Linked DNA regions of Homo sapiens: region 2 is linked to region 1. A link is a loop called in an ENCODE intact Hi-C map of the cell type or tissue named here. Cell type or tissue: heart right ventricle. All regions are shown on one strand. Each heading gives the region's core, and the rest is flanking DNA. Links, peaks and the distances in the headings are about the cores only.

Evidence for each region. Hi-C counts contacts between places; a loop is a spot of excess contacts. Peaks named below come from ENCODE experiments on the same cell type or tissue, not always from the same donor. Only the 100,000 strongest peaks of a DNase experiment are listed, where the experiment ranks them.
Region 2: a loop joins it to region 1, with 2.9 times the contacts of the local background. A loop is called at or near these places in 6 of 110 quality-filtered maps.

Annotation. Positions count from the first base shown.
Region 1 is chr22:35,575,671-35,590,758 of GRCh38, reverse strand. It overlaps LOC107985590 (a long non-coding RNA gene), which reads left to right and starts at 1,983. Exons shown (of 5, transcript XR_007068163.1): 1 at 1,983-1,989; 2 at 2,885-3,031; 3 at 3,093-3,339; 4 at 9,748-9,859. RefSeq lists enhancers at 559-1,534, 7,248-7,749, 9,724-10,223 and a silencer at 7,429-7,508. In heart right ventricle, for the core only: CTCF peaks have their summits at 7,290 and 7,512 (motif pointing right); DNase peaks (open chromatin) are centred at 7,528, 8,025 and 10,225; H3K27ac peaks cover 4,625 bases.
Region 2 is chr22:35,461,270-35,476,357 of GRCh38, reverse strand. No RefSeq gene overlaps it. Among named protein-coding and RNA genes, the nearest start is that of MCM5, 69 kb to the right of the region's middle. In heart right ventricle, for the core only: no CTCF peak of the experiment used is centred there; DNase peaks (open chromatin) are centred at 8,427 and 11,035; H3K27ac peaks cover 2,527 bases.

The DNA.
Region 1 (15,088 bases), core at 3,619-11,618:
CCTCCCAGCCTTTCTTCCAGTCCTAGATCCCTGAACCTAGGCCCCTGAAGCTGTCTGGCCACTCTGGATTCTGGCCCTAAGAAGGGTGGCTGAGGTTCTCTGGAGTCAGACAGACGTATTCCAGATCCCACCCACCATTTCTGAGCCGGGTGACCTTGGGCAAGCTCTGAACCACTCTGAGCCTCAGTTTCCTCATCTATAAAGTTGAGAGAACAGGCCACGCATGCTGGCTCATGCCTGTAATCCCAGCACTTTGGGAGGCCGAGGCAGGTGGATCACCTGGGGTCAGGAGTTCAAGACCAGCCTGGCCATCATGGCGAAATCCTGTCTCTACTAAAAATACACAAATTAGCTGGGCGTGGTGGCGGGCACCTGTAATCCCAGCTACTCAGAATGCTGAGGCAGGAGAATTGCTTGAGCCCGGGAGACGGAGGTTGCAGTGAGCCGAGATCGCACCATTGGACTCCAGCCTGGGTAACAGAGAAGACTCTGTCTCAAAAATAAATAAATAAAATAAAATAAAATTGAGAGAACACTGTTTTTATTGCAAAATGTTATTGTAAGACTTCAAAAAGCGGTGCCTGCAAAAAGGCCATATATCGTGTGATTCCATTTATATGAAACACCCAGAAGAGGCAAATTGATAGATACGGAAAGTAGATATGTGGCTGTCCAGGGCTAGAGGTGAGGCGGGTTGTGGCGACGGGGGCTAAGTGCTTCTGGGTTTCTTTCGGGGGGTGGTGAAAATGTTCTAAAGTGGATGTGGTGCTGGTTGCACACCTGTGGATATGCTAAGACTCACTGAACTGTGCACTTTGTTTTTGTTTGTTTGTTTTTGAGACAAGATCTCACTCTGTTGCCCAGGCTGGAGTGCAGTGTTGCAATCTCAGGCTCCCAAGTTCAAGCAATCCTCCTACCTCAGCCTTCCGAGTAGCTGGGACTAGAGGTGCATGCCACCACGCCTGGCTAAATTTGTTTATTTTTAGTAGAGATGGGGTGGGTCTCACTATGTTGCCTGGGCTGGTCCTGAACTCCTGGCCTCAAGCGATCCTCCTGCCTTGGCCTCCCACAGTGCTGAGTTTACAGGCTTGAGTCACCGCACTCAGCCTGTGCACTTTAACTGAGGAGAGCGTATGAGTGTGACTTGCTCTGGGTGGCAGCGGGGCTGCCTGGGCGCTAGAGGCTTACAGCCCAACCTTGTGGCTGTCTGGCCACCTACCCCATGTCCTGACCAGGGGCCAGAACTGAGTCATTTTCCAGAGGGCGGAGGCTGAGATTTTCTCACCCAGTGTGCTCATCCCTTACTCCCAGGAAGGGGAACGCCAGTCCAGGGTGACTGAGGTCTCAGGGGCCACTGCTAAGCTTCACTCCTTCCTGGCTGGCTCTGTGGCCTCGGGCAAGTGATTTCACCTCTCTGGCAGCAGTTTCCTCTTCTGAAGAAATGTAGATGATGAAATTCCCAGTCCTTATCTCACAGGCGGCTGTTAGGCTCAAATTTATGAGGACACCTCAAGAAGGGTTTAGTGCATCCTACATGCTTGGAAAATAGCTCATCATCTGCTAGGAGGGAGGCATGGGCAGGGGCAGAGTGTGGGCCAGAGACCCCGTATCCCATCCACTTTGTGCCAGAGTGGCAGGCTTTGTGAAGTCCAGCCCACCTCCTTCACATCCTTTCCTCTTATTTCCGCAGCAGCCTGTGCCCTACATGGCATTACGGATCTGGGACAGGAGGATCGGCCCCCCATGGCCTTGATTTGTTCATCTGTCAAATGAGGGGACTGAACCAAAAGAAGTCCAAGGTGTCTGACACTCACCTTGTTTCTGACAACCTTCACCTGCTCCCTGGCTCTGAACACCCACCGAGTGGCCACCTTTGTCTTCAGGATTCACCCTCACCTTGCCCATGGTCCTGTGGCTTCTTTTTTTACCCCTATTCCTTCTCCTGGCCCTTGGAGGAAGGGGCCCGCCTTTCTCCTGGCGTGATGGAGGGTGGGTTCAACAGCGTCTTGATGAAGTAACCTTGGGCATATCCTGGCTCTGGGCTTCAGTTTCCCCTGCTAAGCCCTCTCTGTCTTTGGGGGAGGATAGTGAAGAACCCCAGAATCTAGGGGTAGCAGGGGCCTTAAATGGCACTGGATTCAACACCAGACCCAATGCTTAAGGCCTCCACCGCACCCAGGCTATGCTTGCATACCTCTGGAGGGATGGGGAGCTCCCTGCTTCCCCAAGCAACCCACTCTGTCTGTTTGCTAGACAGCAGTGATTGTGTCTAACAGGGATCACACATAGTGGCTGGCACTGAGGCTCAAAAATGAACAGGAGCAGGGTGGCACAGAGGTAAGGACCTCGTTTGGGTTTGAATCCTGACTGTCTTCACCTCAGACTGGCTGTGTGTGGCCCGTGAGAGTGACTTAACCTAACCAAACCTCGGTTTCTTCATGGGCAGATGGCAGTAATGGTACCTGCCTTGCAAGGTTGTTGGAAAGGTTAGTGCTATGAAAACCAAACATCCCGGCACACATGAGTGTTTGTCTCATACCAGGCTCATTCATTCTCAGGGAATAGGTGCTATTGCCACCTGCATGTGTTCAGATGAATTGTTTAGAGGCACAGAGAGGTTAAGGAACTTGCCTGAAGTCACACAGTGACTGTGACGGATAGAGACCAGACCTGGACCCAGGCATCCTGTGCCCAGGCCCCTTGTACCCTCTCAGAAGGCATCCAGCTCTGTGCCAGCCCAACTATCTTCTCACGATGGTGTGGGCCTGAGTGCTACATGCTCCCTGGGCCCCAACATCCTTTTAGCCTCCGTTGCTCAGAGGACAAGAAGGGCTCAGGGTTTTCCGTTGTTACTTCCAGCTCTGTCCCAACCATATCATTTCAGATCCAGAGGACGAAGGCTCTGAGTCCAGCCAGAACCCTGGGGTGTGTAACCTTAGGAGGTTTGCTAAGGAGACCAGCATGACGAGCCGGCTGGAATCTGAGCTCTCTGACCCCCACTCCTGCCCCTACAGCCACTTGGTCCCATGGGGTGTGGCTGGACAGAAGCCATCCTCTTCCTTCTGCTCTGTCCAACTGGCTTCTACCGGTAGGTGACAGGGCAGTGTTCCCAGCAGTGGGACAAGAGGCACTGGCACCAGGCCATGAGCCATGCATTCCTAGCTCTGCAGGGCATGCATGCCACGCGGACTGTGACAGTGAGCTCTTCCAGGCCCCCAGTGAGCCTGAGAGGGGGTCTGGGAAGAGTCAAGAGACACCCAGACAGTGCCATGTGGCAGTGAAGCCTCTGGTCCCAATCTGCCAGGGTGCAAAGCCCCAGGACTGCTGGTGGGATGTTGGGTGAGTAATTTAACCTCACTGTTCCTATTTCTCCATCTATAAAATGGGTAGAGGGTAGCAGCCTTCTCATAAGGCTGTGTGACGGTTTCACATGTAAAGTACTTAGCACTATGCCTAGCACACAGAGAGGGCTCAGGGAGTGAGAATCATTGTTATTCTCATTCAGCATCCATCTCTCCACCTCTTTATACAACAACTACTTAGAAAGTGTTGGATTCAATTTTGCTCCATAACAAGGTACTCCAAAACGTAGTGGCTTAAAACAATCAGCATTTCTTCTTGCACACAAGGTGTGAGGATCAGGAATTTGGGACTGGCTTGGCTGGGTGGTTCTGGCTCAGGATCCCTCATGAAGTTGTGGGCAGGATGTTGGTCAGGGCTGCAGTCATCTAAGGCTGGACAGGAGAGAGGATCCACTTCCAAGGTGGCTCCCTCACAAGGCTGGCCAGGTCATGCTGGCTGTGGGCCAGAGGCCTCAGTCCCTCACCATGTGGATCTCTCCACAATGCTGCTTGAGTGTCTTCCCAACATGGCAGCTGTATTCTCCCAGAGCAAGTGGTCCAAGAGAGCCAAGGAGGAAGTGCAATATCTTTCATGACCCAGCCTCAGAGGTCTCACTTTGGCATTTACACAGTGTCCTCTCAGTAGCACAGGTCCTCTGCTCAGCGTGGAAGCGGACTCCACAAAGGTGTGCATACCAAGAAGCCAGGATCTCTGGGGACCCTCTGGGAGGCTGGCTAAACTCTGTTTTGCTTTAGGGATGCAGCAGTAAGCGAAATCACGGTGATTGCTCTCACAGTCAAGTACGACTATGTGTGTTTGTGGCTGTGTGTGTGCGTGCACGTTGAGTACAAAAGAACAACAGACAGCAAACTCAAAGAAATACCTTGAGACATATTCTACAAAGCAAACAGACAGAGTGGCATGATGCTGTATAACAGGGTGTTATAGAAAAGGCTTCTCCAAGGAGGGGGCTTTGGGATTGAGGCCCGAGGGTGAAACGAGCCCACCAGGGGCCAGGCAGTGAAAGAGGGTGTTGCAGGCAGTGGAACAGCATAGGCACACTCAGAGAGGTGGCAATGTGGTGGCCCCTGGATCTGGCCTGCCTGGTTTTAATGCCTCTTGGCCACCCTCTTTGACCTCAGTTTCCTCATCTAAAAAAGGGGATAATAACAGGTCCTACCACCTATGGGGTTGGAGGGATTAAGGGAGATACTTTGAGTGAAGTCCATAGTGCAGTGCCTGGTGCACCAAGTGCTCAGAAATGTGAGTGTCATCATCACGATTCAACAGTGGCACGCAAAGATGACAAAGACCTGGCCCGAGTTATAACTGTGAGGCCTAACATGGAGGGAGGCACTATCTGAAGCATTTCCTAGCAGTGGTGTCACCTAATGGAAGGCAATGATCTAGTATGGGAGATGGGCACATAAGACAAGCATTGGAACACCCTGGACAGGGTCTGGGAACACAGCGGGGGGGAGAGAAAGGGGGAGGAGGGTGATCTTCCTGACCCCGCAGGGGAGGGGTGCCTGGGAAGGCTTCCCCGGGAGTGGCACAGCCATCTGGAGAGATGAGTGGGCAGAGAAACTTCTAGGCGGCCAATAGGGGCTGGAGGGAGCACAGGGTCTGCAGGGGACAGCAGGTAGCTCCATGTAGTTCCAGGTGGCTGGAACTCTGGTCTCTGTGGACGCAAGGAAGGAGATGGGGAAACAGACTCATGTAATGAATGGGGTGGGCCTTGCCCGTCACAGTTGAGTGGGCTTTCCTGTGGGGTGGGATCAATGAGCAGGAGGGCCGGAGGAGGCAGGGACGGACAGATTTGGTGGTAGGAGTTTCCTCTGGGTACAGGGAGGAAGGAGTGGAGGCAGGGAGGCCAGTGGAAACACAAGGCCAAGCAAGGGATGGTGAGGTCAGGCCCAGGGCAACAGGTATACGAATGGAGGGGATGAGGTGTGCCCCAGAGGGGAAGGGGGAGCTGAGCAGAAGGTGGGGAGGGGCAGAGGAGGGGAAGAGGGCGGTGGCTCCTGCCCTTTCCAGGTCCTGGCCAAGTCTCCACTCCTTTCCAGGGAGCTTTCCCCTTCCCTCCTCTCCCTGACCTCAGATGCAACTACCCCCATCCCTAAGATAACACCAAAAGGGCCGGGCGCAATGGCTTAGGCCTGTAATCCCAGCACTTTGGGAGGCTGAGGTGGGTGGATCACCTGAGGTCAAAAGTTCAAGACCAGCCTGGCCAAACATGGCGAAACCCCATCTCTACTAAAAAATATAAAAAATTAGCAGGGCGTGGTGGCAGATGCCTATAATCCCAGCTACTCAGGAGGTTGAGGCAGGAGAATCATTTGAACCTGGGAGGTGGAGGTTGTAGTGAGCCGAGATCACACCATTGCACTCTAGCCTGGTCAACAGAGCAAGACTCCGTCTCAAAAAAAAAAAAAAAGAAAAGAAAAAGAAAGGATAATTCCAGATAGGCATGAGATCGTGGGAACTCTTCGGCATTCCTGCATTACAGCACTTACTATTTCAATGGTGGCTACCATCTATAGAGCACTTACTATATTCCAGGTAACACACAAATACACACACACACCCACACACAAAACTTCGTTTTAACCTCACAATAGCCTAGCAAGGTAGGCACGTGGCTCCTGTTTTACAGACGAGAATCTGGAGGGTTGGAGAGGCTAAGTAATTTACCAAAAGTCACATGGCTAGTCAGAGAAAGTCTGGGTTTCACTAAATTAGCTAATCAAAAGTGCTTATACTAGTGCCTGGCATATAGTAGGCACTCAATAAATGTTAGCCACTCCACAATTTTTTTGCAGAGATAGGATTGGGCCGGGCACGGTGGCTCACGCCTGTAATCCCAGCACTTTGGGAGACTGAGGTGGGCGGATCACCTGAGGTCAGGAGTTCGAGACCAGCCTGGGCAACACGGTGAAACCCCGTCTCTACTAAAAATACAAAAAATTAGCCAGGCGTGGTGGCGGGTGCCTGTAGTCCCAGCTACTTGGGAGGCTGAGGCAGGAGAATGGCGTGAACCCGGGAGGCGGAGCTTGCAGTGAGCCAAGGTCACGCCACTGCACTCCAGCCTGGGCGACAGAGCAAGACTCCGTCTCAAAAACAAAACAAAACAAAAGAGAGATAGGATCTTGCTATGTTGCCCAGGCTGGAGTGCAGTGGCTATTCACCTGTGTGATCATGGCACACTACAGCCTCTGACTCTTGGGCTCAGGTAATCCTCCTGCGGAGTAGCTGGGACTACAGATGTGCACTACCACGCTCGGCCCTTCCGCTATTTTTGCTAACATCATCAGCTAGATCTGTCTGGCTGCAGAGCCTATGGCCCTCTGGGGGGCCACTTGAATTTATCTTGTCCGGTTCTGAGAGTCTGTCATCTGTTTATTTGCCCCACTGGGCTGTGGAATCCGGCAGAGCAGGGACCAGATCTGGTTGGTCTGTGGGTCTTGAGCGTCCCTTATGGGGAAGGCCCAGAGTGCATGGTCAGTGATGGTTTGTTGATGGAATGAACAATGTATCAAGTTCCTATGCCTCTTAGAATCTTGGGATTTCTCCAGCCATGTTTGTCCCTTAGAATGATGGAATTTCATTAGCCATGTTTGTTTCTAAGAATCCTGGGGTTTCTCCAGCCATGTTTGGCCTTAGATCATGGGATTTCTCTACGGAGGAGCCTTGGTGATCATCCAGGACACTCTGTCTCTTACCAGCCTTCTTCCTCCCTTCCTCAGGCACTGGCCCATAATCCAGCTCCTACTAGCCATACCCTCCTCCTTGTCCCAGGCCAGTGCCCCCTACCCATCCCCAGACCAAAACTGGAGTCTCCACGAAGAGCTCACTTGTCTTGTCCTGGCCTCCCAGTGGCTGGACAGACTCCCTGCTAAGGCTCAGGGCAAGCCCCACCTCCCTGCCAGTCCCTCCAGCCACCTGCGTCTGCCCCTGACTGGGCTGGGGTGTGTCGGTCTCCTCTCTGAACCTCTGTTTCCTCAGCTGCAAAATGAGGAGGATCATTTCGAACACTTTTAGCTCAGCTTTGTCAGTTTGCTACCGGGGTCCAGCTGGGTGGAGGATGAGGACCTTATGTATTACTATCTCCCTGCATCTCTGTGGGGTACCTTGCGGCTCCCGGGGGAAGCAGCATGTCTCTTTAAGGCCACTAGATGGCACCAGCGTGTCACCCGTCTCCCTGCAGGCTGACCTCAGGAGGAATTCCACCTGTGGGATTACACCCTAAGGACCACAGCCACCTCCCTCCTCCCACTGGCAGGAGCCCCTGAAGATCTGCCAGTGGGCGCAGGCAGGATGTGCAGGAGTTAGGGACAGGGGTGGGGGTCAGACAAATTTGAACTGGGGAGTTCTGAGCCAGGCCCTGCTCTTAGAGAACATCCTGGCTCTCTGCTTAGCAGTTAGTTCGCTGGTGACCCTAGGCATTTCATAGCACCCCTTTGAGACTTCAGGTTCTTTCTCTGTGAAATAGGGTACCAAGTCTCTTCTCCTGTGCATCGTGGAAACTGAATGATACTGGGCACGTAAAATGTCCATTCTGCCTCCGGGCACAGAGCAAGCTTCCACAGCATTAGCTGCCACACTAGTTATTAGTGTTACTTTGTAATTTAGTATTACGTCTCAGAATCTCCTCTGGGAGGAGCCTTAGGCAGGATGCCCAGAGATCTGGGTCTGCAATGGACTGTTCTCTCACTGTGTGACCTTTGGCAAGTCATTTCCCATCTCTGGTCCTCGGCTTGGCCTCCACCAGCCTCAAGAGGCTGGGAGTATCATGGAAAAATAAGGGCTTGGGAATCAGACAGACTTGGGTGTGAATCCCACCCACTTCTCCTCTTCCCAGCTGTGTGGCTTTGGGCTGCTCTGATAATTCCCTAATGATTTGTGTGACTATTTATTCTAAGTCTGTCTTCCTGGTTCTCTAGTACGTTCCACGAGGGCCAGGCTCATGTCAACGTGGCTCACCTACATAAACTCAACACTCAGCTCAGTGTCTGGTACGAGTAGCTGCAATAAACAAGGGTGATTCATTATCAGCGTTACTATCACTGTATACATTCACTCAGCAGCAGCAGCAGACCCCGTGTTCAGAGAGTCCTCTGCACTCTTTTTTTTTTTGAGATGGAGTTTCGCTCTTGTTGCCCAGGCTGGAGTGCAATGGTACATCTCGGCTCACCACAACCTCCAACTCGCAGGTTCAAATGATTCTCCTGCCTCAGCCTCCCAAGTAGCTGGGATTACAGGCACCTGCCACCATACCTGGCTAATTTTTGTTTTTTTAGTAGAGACGGGGTTTCTCCATGTTGGTCAGGCTGGTCTCCAACTCCTGATCTTAGGTGATCCACCCGCCTCGGCCTCCCAAAGTTCTGGGATTACAGGTGTGAGCCACTGTGCTTGGCCCCTGCACTGTCTTAATAATCCTCATCATTACCTCTGTTTTATGGATGAGGAGACTGAGAGCCAAGGAAGTTAGGTCATTGCCCAAGGCCACACAGCTACAAAGTCACAGGCACTGGGGTTGGAAGCTGAGCTCCATGACAGCCTTGTGTGAACGGATGTGGCAAGCTGAGTGAGAGTCCTCCAAAGATACCCACGTCCTAATCCCCCAAATACCTGTGAATCGTACCTTATCCAGCAAAGGGAATTCTGCAGATGTAATTAAGTTAAGGATCTGGAGATAGGGACATTATCCTGGATTGGTCAGGTGAGCCTAATGTCCCCACAAGGATCCTTCTATGAGGGAGGCAGGCATGTGGCAGTAGGAAGAAAGAGATGAGATGACCAGGCATGGTGGCTCATGCCTATAATCCCAACAGTTTGGGAAGCCAAGGCAGAGAGATCACCTGAGGTCAGGAGTTCGAGACCAGCCTGACCAACATGGTGAAACTCTGTCTCTACTAAAAATACAAAAATTAGCTGGGTGTGGTGGCATGCACCTGTAATCCCAACTACTTGGGAGGCTTCAGCAGGAGAATCACTTGAACCCAGGAAGGGGAGGTTGCAGTGAGCCGAGATAGCACCACTGTACTCCAGCCTGGGCAACAAGAGCAAAACTCCATCTCAAAAAAAAAAAAAAAAAAAGAGAGAGAAAGAGATGAGACTGAGGAAACGGGAGAAAAGACCATGTGATGTGGGAATGAAGAGAGCATTGATTCTATCTTGAAAGACAAGGAAAACCAGCCCTGCTGACGCCTTTAACACAGTGACACTAGTTTTGGACTTCTGACCTCTAGAATTATAAGGTGATAAATGTGTGTTGTTTTAATTTACCAAGTTTATAGTAAGTTGTTACAGAAGCAATAGGAAAATAAGGCACAGAGAACTGAGATAACGTATAAAAACACCCGGTATACAGTTGCAGCTCACTAAATGTTCTTTCCTTCCCAGCACTACCCCGTTTTCCTTTTCCAGCTACAACAGAATGGCAGAGAGGAAAGGACCCTCCGGGATCTTCCAGTTCAGCCAGCCCATTTTACAGAGGTGGAGACTGAGGCCAGAGGTAGGGAATGGCCCCTATCTTGCAGAGGTGAAAGGGGTCCAGGGAGCGAACTTGGGGGAAGGTCCTGGGCTGCTCGGTCTGTTCTAGTGTCTAGCACTGGGCATCCTGGGTGAAGTCATCCAGTCCAAACCCATTTTCCAGGTGAGGAAACTGAGGCCTGGCATTGCCTGAGAGATCTGCAACCTGCACCCCAAGCTGACAGGGTGTGTGCAGGCCTGGAGCCCTCATGAGTCCTCCTATTCAAAGGCCCTTCCCTCCCCCTCTTGAGCGCTGTTCCTCTGTGTGTATCCGCTGCAGACAGGGGCCAGCAGGGTCTGGGAAAGCCACATCAGAAGCCTGCCCAGCTGGAGCGGAGGAATGGGAGAGTGGCTTCTTGGAGGTCTTCAGCCTGGGAAAAGTCCGAGGCCTTCCTGTCCCCGCTCACCCTGTTCCTCCCAGGCAGGTCTGGTCCAGACAGCTGTGAGAAGTCCCCTGGAGGCAGCGTCCCAGTGGAGCTGGGAGGAAAGAGGGGCCCAGAAAAAGGAATTTGACCTCTGATCTGCAGCCAGTTGGTAGCATTATTCTGGATTATCCTAAATTGAGCCTGGAACCCTGGGCTTGTGTGACAGACCAAGGGGCCCCACGGGCTCTCTCTGCTCAGGCAGCTGGAGACACAGGTAGCGCCGTAACACCCAGCGACACAGGCATGATTCTTTTCCATAAAACATTCACACCACTGCCAGCCTTGATTCTCAAAACAGCCCTGCCAAGGAGAGGCTGTTACTGTCCCATTTTACAGATGAAAACATCAAGGCTCAGGGCCGGGCACAGTGGCTCACGCCTGTAATCCCAGCACTTTGGGAGGCCGAGGTGAGCAGATCATGAGGTCGGGAATTTGAGACCAGCCTGGCCAACATGGTGAAACCCCATCTCTACTAAAAATACAAAAATTAGCTGGGTGTGGTGGCGGGCATCTGTAATCCCAGCTTCTCGGGAGGCTGAGGCAGGAGAATTGCTTGAACACGGGAGGCAGAGGTTGCAGTGAGCCGAGATCGCGCCACTGCACTCTGGCCTGGGCGACAGAGCAAGACTCCATCTCAGAAAAAAAAAAAAAAAAACAAGGCTCAGAGAAAAGAGGGGACTTGCCAAGGTCAACGTCCCATGGTGGCAATGCTAGAACTCCACTAGCTTCGGGACCTAAGCTCTTGTGGGATGACCCTCGACATGACTCTAGCATGTTCTAGCGGCAGCCTTGCTGTGGGACCTTGAGCAAACCCCTTCTCTGAGCCTCTGAGTTCCCATCTGCAGGGGAGCAGATAGCAACTGCATCTACTTCATGGTGGCACTGTGTGGATAAATGAGTGAGCACTGTGCCTGGCACATGGGCAACACCTCACTATTGCTCACCCTCACCATCCCTGCATGGGTTACTGGATTACAGCAAATGATACCTGAGTATGCACCGGGCATCAGGAACCCAACGGACAAAAGTCCTTGCACCATAAACAGGCAATGCAGGAAGTGAGGGTGTGGCCGCGTTGGTCCTCGGCGGAAAAGCCTACCAGGTAGGCGGAAGAGCAAGTGGGGTGGGGCTGCCTGGAGTGTTCAAGCCACACCAGAGAGGCCAAGTTGGGTGAGCAGTGGGACAAGGCCCAGGAGAAACCAAAGAGATGGTGGGGGTACAGCCAAGCCTGCAGACCATGGTATCCACTGGTGGACTTCAGCTTCCACTTTCGTGAAATGGGGCTATCGCAAGGTGGCCTCGTTGTCAACAAAACCCGCAAGGCCTGAAATAGGCCCTTGGACCCTGGGTCGCCATCTGAGAAGTGGAATGGTCACGAGGCAGCCACGGTCCCCCACTGGGGACATTTTGTTCTTCTGGCTGAGACCCAGGGAGTCCCCAGGGGCACACTGGGATTGCCCTGCTGAAGGCCTCTGCAGCTGAGGTCCTCCTCTGCTGTGGCTCTGACGCTTTCTGAAGAAGCTGTGCAGCCTGCTGCTCTGGTGTGGGTGCAGGGCCCCTCCCAGGCGACCTCCTGCTGCATGCCGTGTTGAGGGGAGTGTGCGTGTGAGTGTGGGCCCGGGTGTCTTCCTCCCACTCATCTCACTCCTAGGGCTTCCATTCCAACCTTGGATGTTGGGGTACAGTAAGCAACTGCTCACTGCCTCATTCCAGGGGTGCCCTGGGTGAACAATCATCTCCTACCTCTCTTCCTCACCCTCAGGATGCCCATGGTAAGGCTGTAGCTGCTGCCATCATCCCTCTGGCTTCAGTTCAAGGGGAAGGAATATCTGCCATCCATCCACATCCTGGTCTTCTGTCCTCCCACCTCTCTATCTGCCTGCTTATTGGTCCATGCATTTATCTCTCCACCCACCTACCCAATGATTCCACTCACATATCCATCCATCCATCCATCCATCCATTCATCTCTCCATCAATCCATCCACCCACCCATCCATCCACCATCCATCCATCCATCTATCCATCTATCCACCCATCCATCCACCATCCATCCATCCAGCCAGCCATCCATCCATCCACCCACCCATCCATCCATCCAGCATCCATCCATCCATCTATCTACCCACCCACCCATCCATCATCCATCCATCCATCTATCCACCCATCCATCCACCTTCCTTCCTTCCATCTGTTCACCATCCACCATCCATCCAGCCAGCCAGCCATCCATCCATCCACCCACACATCCACCTTCCTTCCTTCCCTCCCGCCTTCCTTCCTTCCTTCCATGCTCTGAAAAACCACCAGTCTTTCTGTCTGATTACTATTGGTCCATCCTCTCACTCATCCAGCCAGCCATTTGTCCATCTTACACTCTCTCTCATCTACCTATTGGTCTTCCCCAAAACAGACCTCTCTGCCTGTCAATTGGTCTATCTATCCATCCACCCACCTACCCTCTTGCCGACTTCCCACTCACCCATCCATCAATCCACCTTCCTCCCATTCATCCATCTCTCCACCCCACTTCCCACTGGTCTGCCAAACAACTTATTAGCCTGTCTGTTGGTTCATCCACCCATTCATGGGACATTTATAGAGGCCTATCCTGTATGCTCAACATTGTAATAATAGCTGCCAATAATAGTAAAAGCTACCAATTACAGAACATTTGTTTTACATCAGGGAATTTCCTACATTCTCACATTAACCTATCCTCATTTGACAAATGAGGAGAAAATGCTAAACAACTTTTATTTTTATTTATTATAATTTTTTGGAGATGGAGTCTCGCTCTGTCACACAGGCTGGAGTGCAGTGGTGCGATCTTGGCTCACTGCAACCTCTGCCTCCTGGATTCAAGTGATTCTTCTGCCTCAGCCTCCAGAGTAGCTAGGACTATAGGCGCATGCCACCACACCCGGCTGATTTTTTGTATTTTTAGTAGAGATGGGGTTTCACCATGTTAGCCAGGACAGTCTCCATCTCCTGGCCTCACGATCTGCCCACCTCGGCCTCCCAAAGTGCTGGGATTACAGGCGTGAACCACCGCGCCCGGCCACTAAACAATTTTCAATAGACAATTGTCAAACTGCTTGATTTAACAGTGACTATAAGGTAGATACAATCACCATTTTGCAAATAGAGACTTGGCCATGCAGTTTGCCTGAAGTCACAGCACTCATGAATGACAGGCAGAATGTGGCCCAAGTGTTCTGACTCGAGTTCAGCACCCCTTCCCTCCGACCACCACTGCCTGAGCTCTGGCATGGGTGCCAGTACACCTGATTTCCAGTCCTGGCTCCTGCCATCCCGGGGTGTGACTGAATACATCAAGTCAGGCTTGGGGCCCCCATTTTCTTGTCTGGGGGTTGGAGTAGTAGCTTTTAAAAAGCCAGGATTCCTACAGCTCTTCCTTTGCTTCTTCCTCTGCCTCCCCATGAAGAGCCATGAGCACCCCGGAGAGGAGCTGGGCTAGGGGAGCTCTGAGTCTCTGACCTTGGACATGGCCTGGCCCCATGTCGACCCAGTCTGACCCACTCACTCACTCTTACTCACTCACTCAACAAATCTTCACTGAGTGTGTACCACAGGCCCGAGCCCTGCGGGCGCCATTTCTTACCATGGCTTCTGGACTAAGTAACACCCAGCCAAGGAGAAGGCGGCAGGCCCCCTAGGACAGGAAAGTCTCGTCTGCCCACCAGCTTGCCTGGGACCTCACCGTTGCCCTTGGTTTTCTCATCTGTGCAATGGGCTAATAATGGCCACCTCAGAGGATCAAATGAAGGAAAGTACATGTGGACCTGAGGTGGATCGACCTCAGAGGATCAAATGAAGGAACGTACATGTGGACCCTCTCCTCTCCCTTCCTTAGGAAATAATGGGGCTGACTTGAGCAGAGTTTCCCCAGGGGGACTGATGGGTTGACTTCTGGAGCAGGGGCCCCATGAAATTGCAGGCAGTGTTTGGGGTGTGTGTGTGTGTGTGTGTGTGTGTGTGTGTGTGTGTGTGTGAAATCTTCCACCAGGAAGGTCCTTACCTTTCATCAGACCTTCTGGGGGTCCATGACCTTCTTCCTCATTATTATAAAAATGATTGTTTGAGTGCTGACTCAGTACAGTTCTAGGTTCTTAGTACTCCTTGCCTCATTTAATCCTCAGTAGACAGCAGATGAAATAGTGATGGAGCTCCAGGATCCCAAAGCCTCATTGTCTGGAATTAAATCCTGGCTCCATCACTTCCCAGCTGTGTGCCCTTGGGCAGGTTAGCTAACCACTCTGTGCGTCAGTTTCCTCAGAGCTAAAGAAGGATGACAATAGTATCTCCTTCCTAGGGTTGCTTGGAGGATGACACACAGGTGCAGAGCTCAGAGCCATGCCTGTCCCTGAGCAGCACTCCGTAACTAGGATCTGTTAAAGTAGATGAGGAAACGGAGGCTTGGAGAGGTGAAGGCATTTATCCAGGGTCAACCATTGAGGAGAGAGCCGGGACTCGGATGCAGGTGGTCTGACACTGGAGACCTTGCCTCAACCGACCTGCCCTATGTGTGTTCTCTAAAGGACCCTGACCTCATCCCATCCTTGCCCCACTTCTGGCATACAAAGCTCTAGATTTTATTCTTGTCTGAGCCAGGCAAAGTAGGGGGGCTGACCTGGATGGTCTCTGAGATTCCCTGCCATTTCTGGCATTGGAGGCTTCTCTGCAGGAGTCCCAGTCTGGGGACAGCGGACCCAGCAGGCTGACGTGCCTCCAGAGAAGCTGCAGAGAGTAGGAACACGTGACAG
Region 2 (15,088 bases), core at 3,838-11,837, 110 kb after region 1:
TCTAAACTTACCCGCCCTACGCTAATGGTGCATCTTGACCAGTGTTCTTCGTCCTTTTGTTGTATACACAGCTTTTCTTTTCTTTTTTTTTTTTTTGAGACGGAATTTCACTCTTGTTGCCCAGGCTGGAGTACAATGGCGCACAATCTTGGCTCACTCCAACCTCTGCCTCCCGGGTTCAAGTGATTCTCCTGCCTGAACCTCCTGAGTAGCTGGGATTATAGACATGCACCACTACGCACAGGTAATTTTTGTATTTTTTGTAGAGACGGGGTTTCACCATGTTGGCCAGGCTGGTCTCGAACTCCTGAACTCTGGTGACCCGTCCGCCTTGGCCTCCCAAAGTGCTGGGATTACAGGCGTGAGCCACTGCACCTGGCCTCTTATTTTCAATTAAGTGTGTCCACAGAACTACTAACATAGTTTCTGAAAGGGCAAAAAAAAAAAAAGGGTAATTTTAGTCAAACAAATATTTTCATGAAGTTAAAAAAAAAAAAAGCGCACCAGTCCCCCAGTCTCCCCTCGGCTCCTGCTTCCTTTCCCCCGTCTTCTCCCCCAGTGCCTCCCCACCTGGCGCTATGCCCGGACTCTCCCCCTTGCCTTCTACACAGTGGTTTTGCCCCCTGCACAGCGGTTTCTCCCCCTTCCCTCATGCTTTGCAGCCCTTTCACACACCCAGGCCTATGACCCACACACTCGACAAGGACCCCACAAAGACTTCCCTCCCCAAGAAGAGCCGTGGGGCTACAGGATCGACACAGGCCCAGTGAGGCCAAAGTGTGGCTGGGAACAAAGGAGGCACGTCAAGGTGAGGTCCAGGCCATCTAAGCATCTATAGGGAAACATCTTGCCTTGTGGGACCAATTGCACTGGGAGCAATTTGAGGCCCAGGGCCCTCCCATGCCCAAAAGTTACCCCCAAAGTGGCTCTGCTGAGCCCACGCCTTGTTCTGCATCCTAATCCGGCACCAGAACTATATGGGAGCTAAGGACTGCCAAGGCTGGGTGCCTCATCCTGCAGAGGAGGAGTTCCCACCTAGAAAGGAAGACCCCTTGTTCAAGCTCACAGGGCAGGGTTTGTGGGGATTAGACACAAATCTGACCAGCCTCTCTCCTGCATAGAACCTTGTAGTAACTCCCACTGCCCATGGGACAAGGTCAGACGTCCTGACACACAGGCTGGCAGGACCTGCTCCTGCCACCCCATCCACCCACCTCCCACTGACCTTGCCAGCCTTGCACTGTCCCTTTTCCCCTCCGTCTTTATTCAGATGACTGTAACTCCCCCTTCTTGACTCTGCCCACGTCCTCTCTGGGCAGCGTTTCCTGACACTTGTCCACTAGCCCAAGTGGACTCCCGGGTTCCACTTGGGCAGAGCTGGGATTAAAAGTGAGACTCGGCCAGGCATAGTGGCTCATGCCTGTAATCCCAGCACTCTGGGAAGCCGAGGCAGATCACTTGAGATCAGGAGTTCGAGACCAGACTGACCAATATGGTGAAACCCCATCTCTACTAAAAATACAAAAATTAGCCAGGCATGGTGGCATGCACCTGTAGTCCCAGCTACTCGGGAGGCTGAGGCAGGAGAATTGCTTGAACCCAGGAGGCGGAGGTTGCAGTGAGCTAAGATCATGCCACCACACTCCAGTCTGGAAGACAGAGTGAGACTCTGTCTCAAAAAAAAAAAAAAAAAAATAATAATAATAATAATAATAATAAATAAAAGTGAGACTGTCCACCTCCAGAACCCACGGCCCCATCCGCTGAGCTCTGCCGCTCCAGCCAGGGAGGGAGAGCTGGCTGGAGACCCAGTTTCCTGATTCCCAAGCCCGTGCCTTCCCTCACTCCCCTGTGCTTCAGGGCAGAGGTGGGCTGCAGGTTGGATGGCGGCCACAGGGCCAGAGGAGGTTCTCCAGGAGCAGGCAGGGGTGGTCTTCCCGGTGCTCTTTGCAGAGTCCCCTAACACTCTGGTTCTTGAAAACCTCAAAGAGAAGGAAAGTCCAGAGTAGGGCTTGGGCCCGGTGGAAAGGAAGATTCTTCCCCTCCCTTCTCACCCAATACCTTTGCTTTCATGGAGCCCAGGCTGAGACCAAGTGAGGAAAGATACTTGCCCAGAGCTCCAAGGGCAGGACGGAGGCTCTGTCCCACCCTGGGTCTCAGTCCCCGCCCAGCCCTTCACTCACTCCCCTTGCCTCTGACCCATAAGGCTGACAACCCCCCTCCCCTCTCACCACCAGCCTGTCCAGGGCCCCCCTCAGCATCGCTGCTGGATGCCAGCAGGGAGAGGGCTGGAGAATGTTGTGGATCAGGACATGGACTCTGCAGCCAGCCCCAGGTCTGAAATCTGCCTTTGTCACCTATGACCTGTGTGATCTCAGGCAAGAAACATGACCTCTCTCTGCCTCTGTCTCCTTGTGTGGGAAATGGGATGATACAGTTCTGGCACATCATCAGAACACCAAACTGTTCATTGTGATCACCGGGCACCAGCACCAGCTCAGTTTTCATTCTCAGCTCAACTAGCTCATAACCTGAGTCTCTGTTTTCTCGGCTGCTAAATGGGCACAGTAACCATACTGCAAATAGCGCTGAACACGGGGACTACTGCAAATGGTACTAGACACTGGGTAGACCTTCTTAAGATGGTACTAGTGACAGGAATGCCCTTGCCCTCAGGATGCTTACAATCAAGCAAGGGCAACAGAAGAGTAACTGGCTTCTCCCTCTGCAGCCTAGTAGCTGCTTTCCTGGAGTCTCTGAGACAGTGGGGAGGAAGGCCACCAACCTGCTTGGCAGGCTTAGTAGGAACCACGTGAGCAAAGGTCTGGAAGAGAGAGGACATAACACAGTGAAAGAATAACGAAGGACATGCCTTTCTGGAGCATCTGCCCCCACAGGCCTCCTACCCTCTCCAGGTTTCTGCTAGGTGAGCTGGGAAGGACCAGAGGCAGCAGCTGTGGGTCACTGGGAGAATAAAGAAGAGGCTCATGTCCTCGTCATCTCCAAGGAGAGGCCATTAAGGAGATACTCTTGGGTAAGCAGGAGGCAAAACACACACACACACACACACACACACACACACACACACACAGAGAGAGAGAGAGAGAGAGAAAATGTAAAAGTGGGCCATGAATCTGGAGGTCTGGGACTAGCTGCTGTGTGAGCGTGGACAAGTCACCTGACCTGTCTGGATCTTGGCTTCATCTCTGTCCTGTGTGTGGTTTATGGGGAGCTGATCCATCTGCACATGTCCAGCCGGCCTGGGAGACCTCACCTTGTGGTCTGGGGCAGTTGTCCTAGGTCTCGGCAGACGTCACTTCCCAGATTTTTCCCTGTCCCCTGGGATTTGCTGCATGGGAATGCCAAGCCCTACTTCTTCAAAGCCACCGGGTCTTCCACACTGCCTGATGTTCGCCCATCCCCATCACCCAGCACCATCCTCCAGCTCGAGCAGAGGCTGGCAGGGCCCTACCCGCAGCCCCACTAGTTGGAGCGAGAACTGAAGGTGGCGGCACTCCCACTATGCACCAGGTTATTGGCAGGTATTAACTCCTTCAATCACCCCATGAGGTCACTGTTCATGTTTCCATTTTACAAATAAGGAAACAGGTTCAGAGAGGTTAAGTCACTGGCTCAAGGACACCCAGTCGGTATGTGGCTGAGCAAGCATTCCTGTTTCTGCTAAGTCAGCTGCTTGTCCTGTGCTGTGACACTCTGGGTACCAGAAGCTCACCAGGCTCCTGACCCTGCAGCTCTGAGCTGGGGAGCGAGGAGAAGGCTTGAGGCCAAGAGCATGGAGACTGTCCCAGCAGAGGCTAATGCCATGAGCATGAGCCTTACCTCCAGAAATGCCCTTCCTCCCGGTTCTTCTGAGAACCACCTCTGTAACTGCCCATTCATAGAGGAAAGAGCAAAAAACCGAGCACCCACCATTTGTCAGCTCTGTTCTGAGCACAACCTTGATGACCAACATGCATCCCTGCCTTCATGGGGATCACGGTCCAGGGTAGGAGACAAAGAAACTCAGGTCAGGAGTGCATGGAGTGTTATAGAAGAGGGGCATGGGGACTGTGGGAGCCAGAAAAGGAGTTCCTAGGCCAATCCAGAAATCAGGGAAAGCTTCCTGGAGGAAGAAATACATGTACAAATGGCTCCTCAGTGGGCTCGGACCAAGGAAGGTCTGCTTTGTTCCTTGTTATCTACCCAGGACTGAGGACAATGCCTGACAAAAGTGAACTCTCAGGAAAGAATGGCTGAAATGATTTGCTTAATTTGAAGTGATACAGTTTGGCTGTGTCCCCACCCAAATCTCATCTTGAATTGTAACTCCCACAATTCCTACGTTTAGTGGGAGGAACCTGGTGAGAGGTAATTGAATCATGGGGGTGGGTCTTTCCCATGCTGTTCTCCTGATAGTGAGTAAGTCTCACGAGATCTGATGGTTTTAAGAACGGGAGTTCCCCTGCACAAACTCTCTCTTTGCCTACTACCATCCATGTAAGATGTGACTTGCTCCTCCTTGCCTTCTGGCATGATTGTGAGGCGTCCCCAGCCATGTGGAACTGTAAGTCCATTAAACTTCTTTATTTTGTAAATTGCCCAGTCTCAGGTATGTATTTATCAGCAGTGTGAGAACAGACTAATACAGGAAGCTCCATGACAAATGACTGATGCCTTTAAGAATGTCAGGAAAATGTCTGGGATATTCGGGAACTGAGAAGGCAGTGGGGGTGGGGGTGTGTGGGTGAGCTCTGTCTTCAAAACCTGCAGGCACCACCAGCAAGAGAAAACCCACTGGACCTGGGGGACCCCAAGGGGCAAAGCCAGGACTGGTGGGAAGAGGCATATTTGGCTCCATCTCTAAGCAAGAGCATTTCAACAATCCAGCAGTTAGAAAGGCCGGGAGCTGTCTGTGAAGTTCTGAGTCCTCCGTTAGAGGGGTTTGAGCTGAGGCTGGATGGCTATCTATTAAGGATGCTGGAAAAATAAATAGATCAAAGGTCTTGGTGGGAGGCGGAGTCCGCTGAGTTTTCCAGGTCTCGTCTGTGGCTGAGTCTGAGATGTGCCTGCCCAACGGGCGACTCACTTTGTCCCCGCTAGCAGAACTCCCATTCAGGGTAGAACATCATGGCGCCCACTACAGGAGCTGAAAAGGATTGTTCTAAGCCTTTATGACTGTCCTCCTTTGTCAAAGCCTTCCCAGCCTGCTCTGCAACAGCAGCAGTCATGTGACCCAGTTCTGGCCAATGGTGTGTCTGTTGAGCAACTTCTAGAAAAGATCTTGTGTCCTCCCCACACAAGGGAGGCTGTCACCTAACCACTGTGGGGCAGCCCTTTCATCTTCCTTATGGGGATGAGGGTGAGAGTATAGGATGCCTGGCAGCCACCTTGAGACCATGAGGCAACAAACCGTAAGCTGAAAAGCACACACTCAGGACAGCAAAGGAGTGAAGTTTGGGGCAGCAAAGCTTAGCAATTCTGAGATACACCATCTTTTGATATTTGACATCTTTGAAATCAAGATGTATCTTATGATCATCATTAGGTGTTAGGGTGTACTTGGCTATTTTTTTTTAATCAATAGAGACATGGCATAGTTTAGGGATTTGTGCAATACCATGTAAATAATACATAGTGTAACCAAGAGCCCGACCAGACCTTTTCCAACTCAGCATGTGAGACATGGTCTGAGGGAAGGAAGGGAGATGAGCTCAAACATACTGAGCACCTACTATGTGCTCAGGCACTTCACAGGTGCCACCTCTCCCAATGTTCACACGCCCTGCACTTGCCCAGAGTCACTCACCCAGGAAGTGGCAGAAACAGGATGAAACGTAGATTTATTTGACTCTGAAGCTAAGGCTCCCACAGTTTGTTTGTCTCTGTCCTTGGGGCTGTGTCCTCTTCCAGTTCCGCAGCCGAGGGGCTGAGTGCAGGAGTTGTTGCCTCCTCCCCAGGCACCAGTGTCCAGATGGTTTGCAAACTGCTTGCCCCTCCGTCTCTCCTCTTCATCCTGGGGCCATGAGGAGCTGCCACAGGGCTTTTAAGAAGGGACTGACGGCTGGGCACGGTGGGTCACACCTGTAATCCCAGCATTTTGGGAGACCGAGGTGGGTGGATCACGATGTCAGGAGTTCGAGACCAGCCTGGCCAATATGGCGAAACCTCGTCTCTACTGAAAATACAAAAATTAGCTGGGTGTGGTGGCACGTGCCTGTAGTCCCAGCTACTCGGGAGGCTGAGGCAGAAGAATCGCTTGAACCCGGGAGGCGGAGGTTGCAGTGAGCCGAGATCATGCCACTGCACTCCAGCCTGGGCAAGACTCTGTCTCAAAAAAAAAAAAAAAAAAAGGAGAATGACATGGCACTAGTGACTTATTTCTCTGGGTTAAGCATGGCCCTCTCCAGCTCTCTTGCTTAAAAGACAAGGTGCTGATGCAGGGAAGTCTAACAACCCTACCCTCAGGCACAAGCATGTATCTTGTTGGGCTCCTCGAGTAGAGGAAGGATGAGGGACATGTCCCAGGGAAGGCCCCCAGGTCAGCCTCACTGGCTTCTCCAGGAGGTCAAGGGCTGGCAGAGGCCCTGCCCATCCCTCTGCCTTTACACTGACCTCCCCGCTCTGTCTTCTGCTGCTGTCACCCATGCCTTGGGCAGACCACACAGCCAGCCTGGCTACCCTGAGTCCATTCCCCTGACTTCACCTGAACAGCGGACAGCAGGAGTTGAACCTCTGAGCCTTGGATTCAGGACCGTCTGGGTTCAACTTCTGTCTCCCCCAGCTGTAGACAGGTGACCCTGGGGAGTTATTTATTCTCTCTAAACCTCAGTTTGTTTATCTGTAAAATGTGGGTAATGACACTTTACTATACAGACTTCTCGAGAGAATCAAATAAGACAAAAATATAATTGACAGAGCACCATGCTAGAGCAGAAAACTCTATAAACATCACTCTTATTTCTATTGTTGAAATTGTCCAGCAATGGTATCTGTGGAACATAAGGCTCAGAGAGGGGACATGAATTGCCCAGCACCATACAGCCAGTTGATGGCACAGCTGGAATCAGAATGTGAGTTTTTTTTCCCACTTAATAATAATAACAATAAAAATAACATTAATGGGGGCCATGTGCGGTGGCTCATGCCTGTAATCCCAGCACTTTGGGAGGCCAAGGTGGGTGGATCACCTGAGGTCAGGAGTTTGAGACCAGCCTGGCCAACATGGTGAAATCCCATCTCTACTAAAAATACAAAAATTAGCCCAGCATGATGGCGGGTGCCTGTAATCCCAGCTACTCGGGAGGCTGAGTCTGGAGAACTGCTTGAGTCTGAGAGGCAGAGGTTGCAGTGAGCCAAGATTGCGCCACTGCACTCCAGCCTGGGCGACAAAGCCAAACTCTGTCTCAAAAACAAAACAAAACAAATCATGCTGGGCGTGGTGGCTCACGCTTGTAATCCCAGCACTCTGGGAAACTGAGGTGGGTGGAGCATGAGGTCAGGAGATGGAGACCATCCTGGCTAACATGGTGAAACTCCATCTCTACTAAAAATACAAAAAATTAGCCGGGCATGGTGGCAGGCACCTGTAATTCCAGCTACTCGGGAGGCTGAGGCAGGAGAATAGCTTGAACCTGGAAGGCAGAGGTTGCAGTGAGCCAAGATTGTGCCACTGCACTCTAGCCTGGGTGACAAAGTGAGACTGTGTCTCAAAAAAAAAAAAAAAAAAAAAAAACACCACACACACACAAACAAAAACAAAACAACCGAAACAAAATAACATTAATGCCAGCTAACACTTACCAAGGGACATTCTACGTGTTTTAAGTGTGTTTTTTCATTTAATCCTTACGACTCTCTGAGATAGGTATTAGTCTTATTATAGCCATTTCATATATGAGAAAACTGAGGCACACTAAATAATTTTCCCAAAGCCACAGAGCCTCAGTGGTAAGCCCAGGATTTGAACCCAGGGAGTTCTGGCCCCAGAGTCCAGCAAGTGCTTGTTGCACATGCAACCAATTCACTAGTACATTTCCCCTGAAGACGCAAAGATGACTCTGGCAGTGTTCAGGCTCCAGACAGTGGTCTCAGACCAACCTAGCAGAGCTCATCAAAGCACACTGTGATGAGGAGGTGTCTTATCATCTCCTGCCTTCCTCATGAAAAAAAAAAAAAATGGAGTTCGCTGGGCCGTTCCAGGGCCCAGTGTCAGGCAGGACACTGGTTTCCTGAGCCTGGCATTGTGGCCCAGCACCCCAGGGCCATGCCTGGCTCTGCAGTTTCGTTTGGTGCCTACATGGAAGCTGGCCCAGGCCATGGCTCCTGTGAAAGCTGCAGGCCCGGGCATTCCCCGCAGGCAGCTGGAGAGCTGGCTGTCCAAGACAAAGGCAGCCTCTAAAGGTCAGAAGCTGCTCTGGGGCCTGGGATCTTTGCTTCCTGCTCCCAGCACAGCCTGTCCTCAGCCTGCAGGCTCCTCCTCCCAGTGCTCTCAGCCAGAAGGAAGGAGCAGGCAGATGGCACAGCCCCAGCCCTGCCTACAGCCCCCAGACGCGGAGCCCGACCCTGCCCTCCTTCTGCCAGGGGAAGGAAGTCCACTTCTTAAGCCTGGCATCCAGGGATGCTGAGGGGCTGAGATTAGAGAATTTCGGGGGGGTGATGGAACTGCTCCGTGTCTTGATTGTGGCAGTGTTTGCGTGACTTTGTTTTTCAAAACTTGTAAAACTGTGCACTGAAAAGAGGCAAATCACACCTCAAAAAAACCTAAAAGTCATATTTATAAATATAAATAAGCATAAGACTTGAAAAAAAGGAGATGGGGAAACTCTCCAGGACGTTGTTCTGGGCGGATTTCTTGAAAAATACCTCACAAGCACAGGCAACCAAAGCAAAAATGGACAAATGGGATCCCATCAAGTTAAAAAGCTTCTGCACAGCAAAGGAAACAATCAGCAAGGCGAAGAGACAGCCCACAGAAGGGGAGAAAATATTTGCAAACTATACATCTGACAAGGGATTAATAATCGAATAGATAAGGAACTCAAACAACCCTATAGGAAAAATCCTAATAACCCAGTTTTAAAATGGGCAAAAGGCTGGGCACAGTGGCTCACGCCTGTAATCCTAGCACTTTGGGAGGCCAAGGCGGGCAGAACACAAGGGCAGGAGATAGAGGCCACCCTGGCCAACACGGTGAAACCCTGTCTCTCCTAAAAATACAAAAATTAGCTGGGCATGGTGGCGCACGCCTGTAATCCCAGCTACTTGGGAGGCTGAGGCAGGAGAGTCGCTTGAACCAGGGAGTTGGAGGTTGCAGTGAGCCGAGATCGTGCCACTGCACTCCAGCCTGGCGACAGAGGGAGACTCCGTCTCAAAAAAAAAAAAAAAAAAAAAGAATGAAATCCTGTCATTTGCAACAACATGGATGAAACTGGAGGTCATTATGTTAAGTGAAGCAAGCCGGGCACAGAAAGACGAACTTCACATGTTCTCACTTATTTGTGGGAGCTAAAAATTAAAACAATTGAACCATGGAGATAGAGAGTAGAATGATGGTTATACGCTGGGAAGGGTAGTTGGGGGGCAGGGGAAAGTAGGGATGGTTAATGGGTCCAAAAATATAGTAGAAAGAATGAATAAGGCCAGGCATGGTGGCTCACACCTATAATAGCAACACTTTGGGAGGCTGAGGCAGGAGGAATTTGTGAACCCAGGAGTTCAACACCAGCCTGGGAAACATAGTAAGACCCTGTCTCTGTAAAAAATAAACAAAATTAGCCGGACATGGTGGTGCACACCTATAGTCCCAGCTACTTGGGAGGCTGAAGTGGGAGGATTGCTTGGGCCCAGGAGGTCAAGGCTGCAGTGAGCCATGATCACAGCACTGTACTCCAGCCTACGTGACAGAACAAGACCCTGTCTCAGAAAAAAAGGAATGAATAAGATCTAGTATTTGATAGCACAGCAGGGTAATTATAGCCAATAATAATTTAATTGTACATTTCAAAATAACTAACAGTATAATTGGGTTGTTTGTAACACAAAGGATAAATGCTTGAGGTAATGGATATCTCATCTACCCAGTAAATATATACACCTACTATGTACCCATAAAAATTTTTTAATTTTTTTCAATAAATAATTTAAAAAGAAAGAGCGGCCAGATGGATGGCTCATGCCTGTAATCCCAGCACTTTGGGAAGCCGAGGCAGGAGGATCACTTGAGCCCAGAAGTTTGAGACCAGCCTGGGAAACATAGCAAGAACTTGTCCCTATAAAAATAAATATATTTTTAAATTAGCCAGGCATGACTTTGGGAGGCTGAGATGGATGGATCACTTGAGGTTGGGAGTTTGAGACCAGCCTGGCCAACACAGTGAAACCTCATCTCTACAAAAAATACAAAAATTAACCTGGCATGGTGGTGTGCGCCTGTAATCCTCAGCTACTTGGGAGGCTGAGGCAGAAGAATCACTTGAACCCGGGAGGTGGAGGTTGCAGTGAGCTGAGATCGCGCCACTGCACTCCAGCCTGGACATCAGAGCGAGACTCCATCTCAAAAACAAACAAACAAAAAAACTAGCCAGATGTGGTGGCACATGTCTGTAGGCCCAGCTACTGGAATCTGTAGTCCTAGGATCACTTGAGCCCAGGAGTTCAAGGTCGCAGTGAGCTACGATGGTCCCACTGCACTCTACCCTGGGCAACAGAGCAAGACCTTGTCTCAAATAAATAAATAAAAATAAAAGGAGAAAGACCTAACACACTGAGGAGGCCGAGAGGAGCCCTGGCCACCTCGGCACTCATAGGCCCAGAAGGTCAAACACCAGCCCTGGGCTCCTGGCCACAGCCCTGCAGTGCTACTCAGGACCGCAGGGAGGACACTGAACCATAGGAATTTGAACACCTGAAGCCAGTGTTCAAAGAGGCAGCAAGACCAGGCCCCAGAATGCACGGATGCTGGCCCCAGCCACGGCCCCTGTGAAAGCTGCAGGCCCTGGCATTCACCCCAGGCAGCTGGGGAGCAGGCTTCCCAGGACAGCCTGTCCACTGTCGATTGCCTCATCCAACCCAGCCACGCATCCAAATACTCCTAGGACCCAGTCCCTTTGCCCTGCAACCAGACATCCCTCTCATCTGCTTGGGACTCTCCACCTCACTGAGCCTTTGTCATGTGTGAGGTCCCAGCTGGGTTTCTTTTCATCCCAGATAAGAGGAAAGTGGGGTCTAGAAAGGCTGAGTACCTGCCCACAGTCCCCCAGCTGATACAGAAATAAGACCGAGGCCAAGCTCCTGACCGCCATTATCCCATTAATCTTCACATCAACCTTGACGGAAACACTGTGAGTGGTCTTATTTTATAGATGAGAAAAATGACACACAGAGAGGGTAAGTTGCCCAAAGTCACACGGTAGTAAAAGGCAGAGTTGGGACTCAAACCCAGGAGACTGGCTCCAGGATACCACTCTCAGCCACTATCCTCTTATCCCCCTGAAGAGGGCAAGCTGCCACTACCTCATGCCACTGCCTAAAGAGTGTGCTTGGAGACTTTTACTGTCCTTGGTGGTCCACTGTTACCCCAGGCACCATTCTGCTAATAGTTGAGTTGGCAGAGTGGAGTAGTTGAGGCAGTCCGTGGAAGAGTGTGACTCTCCAGTGTAACCCCAGCTACAAGGGCCTCGCTTGGTTTTGCCACAGCTGAGTGAGTTTAGGAAGTTACTTCACAGCCCTGTGCCTCCAGGGGCCACACCTGTTTAAGGGATGCTGGCAGCAGCCCTACCTCTAATTAGTCATAGGTATCCAGGGCACATAACTGCACCTGGTACAGGGCAAACCTCCCCCGCAGAAGTGTTAACCAGTGTTGTCCTCACTGGCATCATCATTACTGTGTGAGGGTGGGAACAAAATACAAAACAATATGGTCTCCCTACTGCCAGAATCCAAAATAATGATCACTCAACTTCCAGGTCTCAGCAATAGCTTCCTGCCACACATGGGGCAGCTGCTCTTGTCTTGTCAACTTGATCCCAACCAAGGGACAGGGCCTCACAGCTAGACCCTGGGCCTTGCCTTCTGCAATGACCATCAAGCATCTTTCTTGGAGCCCCTTCTTTGTCCTCTGTCTGTCCCTCTATTTCCTCTGCTGTTGAAAGGGTTGGGGCAGGAGAGCACTGGAAGATTTCAGACACTGCAGGTAGGGAAGGGGAGATGGTGAGACCAGCACCGAGATCTGGTCCCAGGGTGGACTTCCCCAAAGACAGCCAGACTTGCTGTTCTACCACTTGGTGTGCTAAAATAGAGTCTGTCTTCTTCTTGACCTAGAGCACTATTACAAAAGGCTACCTTCACCGGAGCAGGACACTGTCCTATAGCATTTTGTTTAAAGCAATTATTTAATTGTTGTCTTCCAGATGGATGAGAAGAGGGCCTGTGTTTCTCTTATTCATGGCTGTGCCTTCAGGGCCTGGCACACAGCAAAAGTGAGGATAGATGAATGGATGGATGGATGAGTAAGTAAGTAGATGAATGGGTGGATGAATGGATGGGTGGATGAGCAGATGAATGGATGGATGGATGGCTGGATGGATGAGTGGATGAATGGGTAGATGGATGGATGAGTGAATGGATGGGTGGATGGGTGGATGGATAGATAACTGAGTGGGCAAATGGATAGATGGGTGGATGGGTGGATGGATGGATGAATGGATGAGTGGATGAATGGGTAGATGGATGGATGAGTGAATGGATAGGTGGATGGGTGGGTGGATAGATAACTGAGTGGGAAAATGGATAGATAGGTGGATGGGTGGATGGATGGATGGATGGATGGTGGGTGGATGGGTGGGTAGATGGATGGATGGATGGATGGATAGTGGGTGGATGGGTGGGTAGATAGATGGATGAGTGGATGGGTGGATGGATGAATCATGGGTGGATGGGTGGGTAGATCGATGGATGGATGGTGGGTGGATGGATGGATGGATGGATGGTGGGTCGATGGGTGGGTAGATGGATGGATGGTGGGTGGATGGATGGATGGATGGATGGATAGGGTAAATGATGCCCTGGAAAGGCTGGGTCTGGGGCCTCAGGGGGACCACTTGCCTTCTCTCCACCTGCTGCTCAGAACTGCAGACTTGTGACATCACCTCTACAAATCCTCTGTTGGAGGCCTTGGTTCTTATGATCCGTGGGCTAGTCCCTGAGCCCCTCAAGCAGGGCCAGAGTGGCAAACTAAAAAACCAGATCTGACAAAGGATAAAGATAGAAGGAAGGAGAAACTGGGGGTAGGGGTTGGTGGTGGGGGCAGGACAGCCCAGAACAAAGGGCTGGGAAGGCAGAGAAAGTAGTAGGTGGAGGAGAAGGGAAGGAGGGCAGGAGAGGGAGGCAAAACAGAAGCTGAAGGCAGACAGGGGGACTTGATCAAAGGAGAGGCAAATAGGGCAATCACCCGCTCCCTGTGTCCCTCTCAGGACTTTAATGAGCCTGCGCGTGGGTAAGAGCTCCACTTGGCTGACTTTCAAAGCCCTTCCTCTCCATTAGCACATCTCAGTCTCACAACATCTTTGTGGGTCGGTTTTATTATTATCCTCCCACCAGCATGGCCCCGAGGAAGGAAGACGTCAGAAGCAGCTGGCCTGGGCTCAGATTCCAGGCCTCACTCCTGGCTGGGGGACCCTGGCAGTTGTGTGGCCCCTGAGTCTCATCTTCCTTGCCTGTGAAATGGGGGGTGACAATGATGCCGTCTGGCAGGAATGTCACGAGAAGCAAACAAGAGCATGTGAGAGGGTCTGGTACCCAGGCAGGGCTGCCCATCCTCTGTCCTCCCTTCTTCCTCACTGAGCTTGGGTGCAGGCAGATGTGTGTGTGCCTGCACATCCGAACTGCCAGGAGGCTTCGGCGTGGCCCAGTGCCTGGGCCTGCCCCCACAGACTCTGGTTCCATTGATGTGGAGTAGGGCCTTGATATCAGGACTTTGTAAAACTCCCCAGGAGATTCTCGTGTGCAGCCAGAATTGGGAGGCTCTGGTCTAAGTATGTACACGTGGGTAAGACAGGAACTCTACCAGGAGACCCAAAGAACTAGTCCCATGGACGGTCTCTGGGGAGAGCAGCCAGTGGCCAGGGCCCGAGGCGGGCAGTGTGGGAAGGAGGAAGATGTTTCTCTGGATACCCTTGGGCCTTGTGAATTGAATTTTGTTCCATCTGCACGTATGACCTATCCAAAGAGTAAATTTGAATGTTTATAATCAGAAGCAAATGGGGCCGGGTACAGTGGCTCATGCTTGTAATCCCAGTACTTTGGGAGGCCAAGGCGGGTGGATCACTTGAGGTCAAGAGTTCGAGACCAGCCTGGCCAACATGGCAAAACCCCATCTCTAGTAAAAAATACAAAAATTAGCCGAGTGTGGTGGCACATGCCTGTAGTCCCCAGTACTCGGGAGGCTGAGGCAGGAGAATCACTTGAATCCAGGAGGTGGAGGCTGCAGTGAGCCGAGATCTCACCACTGCACTCCAGCCTGGGTGATACAGCGAGACTCCATCTCAAAAAATAATAAGAATAAGAATAAGCAAATGGGATTAAATTCAGCTCAACTCACTCCCAAGATTGGCAGGAAGTCCTTGATAGAAGTATTTTCAGGCCAGGTGTGGTTGGCTGTTGCCTGTAATCCCAGCACTTTGGGAGGCCAAGGCGGGTGGATCTCTTGAGCCGAGGAGTTTGAGACCAGCCTGAGCAACATAACAAAACCCCGTCTCTACTAAAAATACAAAAATTAGCCGGCTGTGGTGGTGCATGCCTGTGATCCTAGCTGCATGGGAGGCTGAGGTGGGAGGATCGCCTGAGCCTGGGAGGTCAAGGCTGCAGTGAGTTGTGATGGCACCACCCACTCTCACCTGGGTGACAGAGTGAGACCCTGTCTCAAAAAAAAAAAAGAGAGAAAGAAAAGAAAAAGAAAGAGAGAGAGGGAAGCATTTTTAGTTCCTTCCTCTTGGGTCCACGGGTCTTACAAGAACCCCAAGGTTCCCTGGTCCCTGGGAAATGGAGGTGACACTGGCCTCAGCTGTTAGGGGCTGAATTGTGTCCTGCAAAA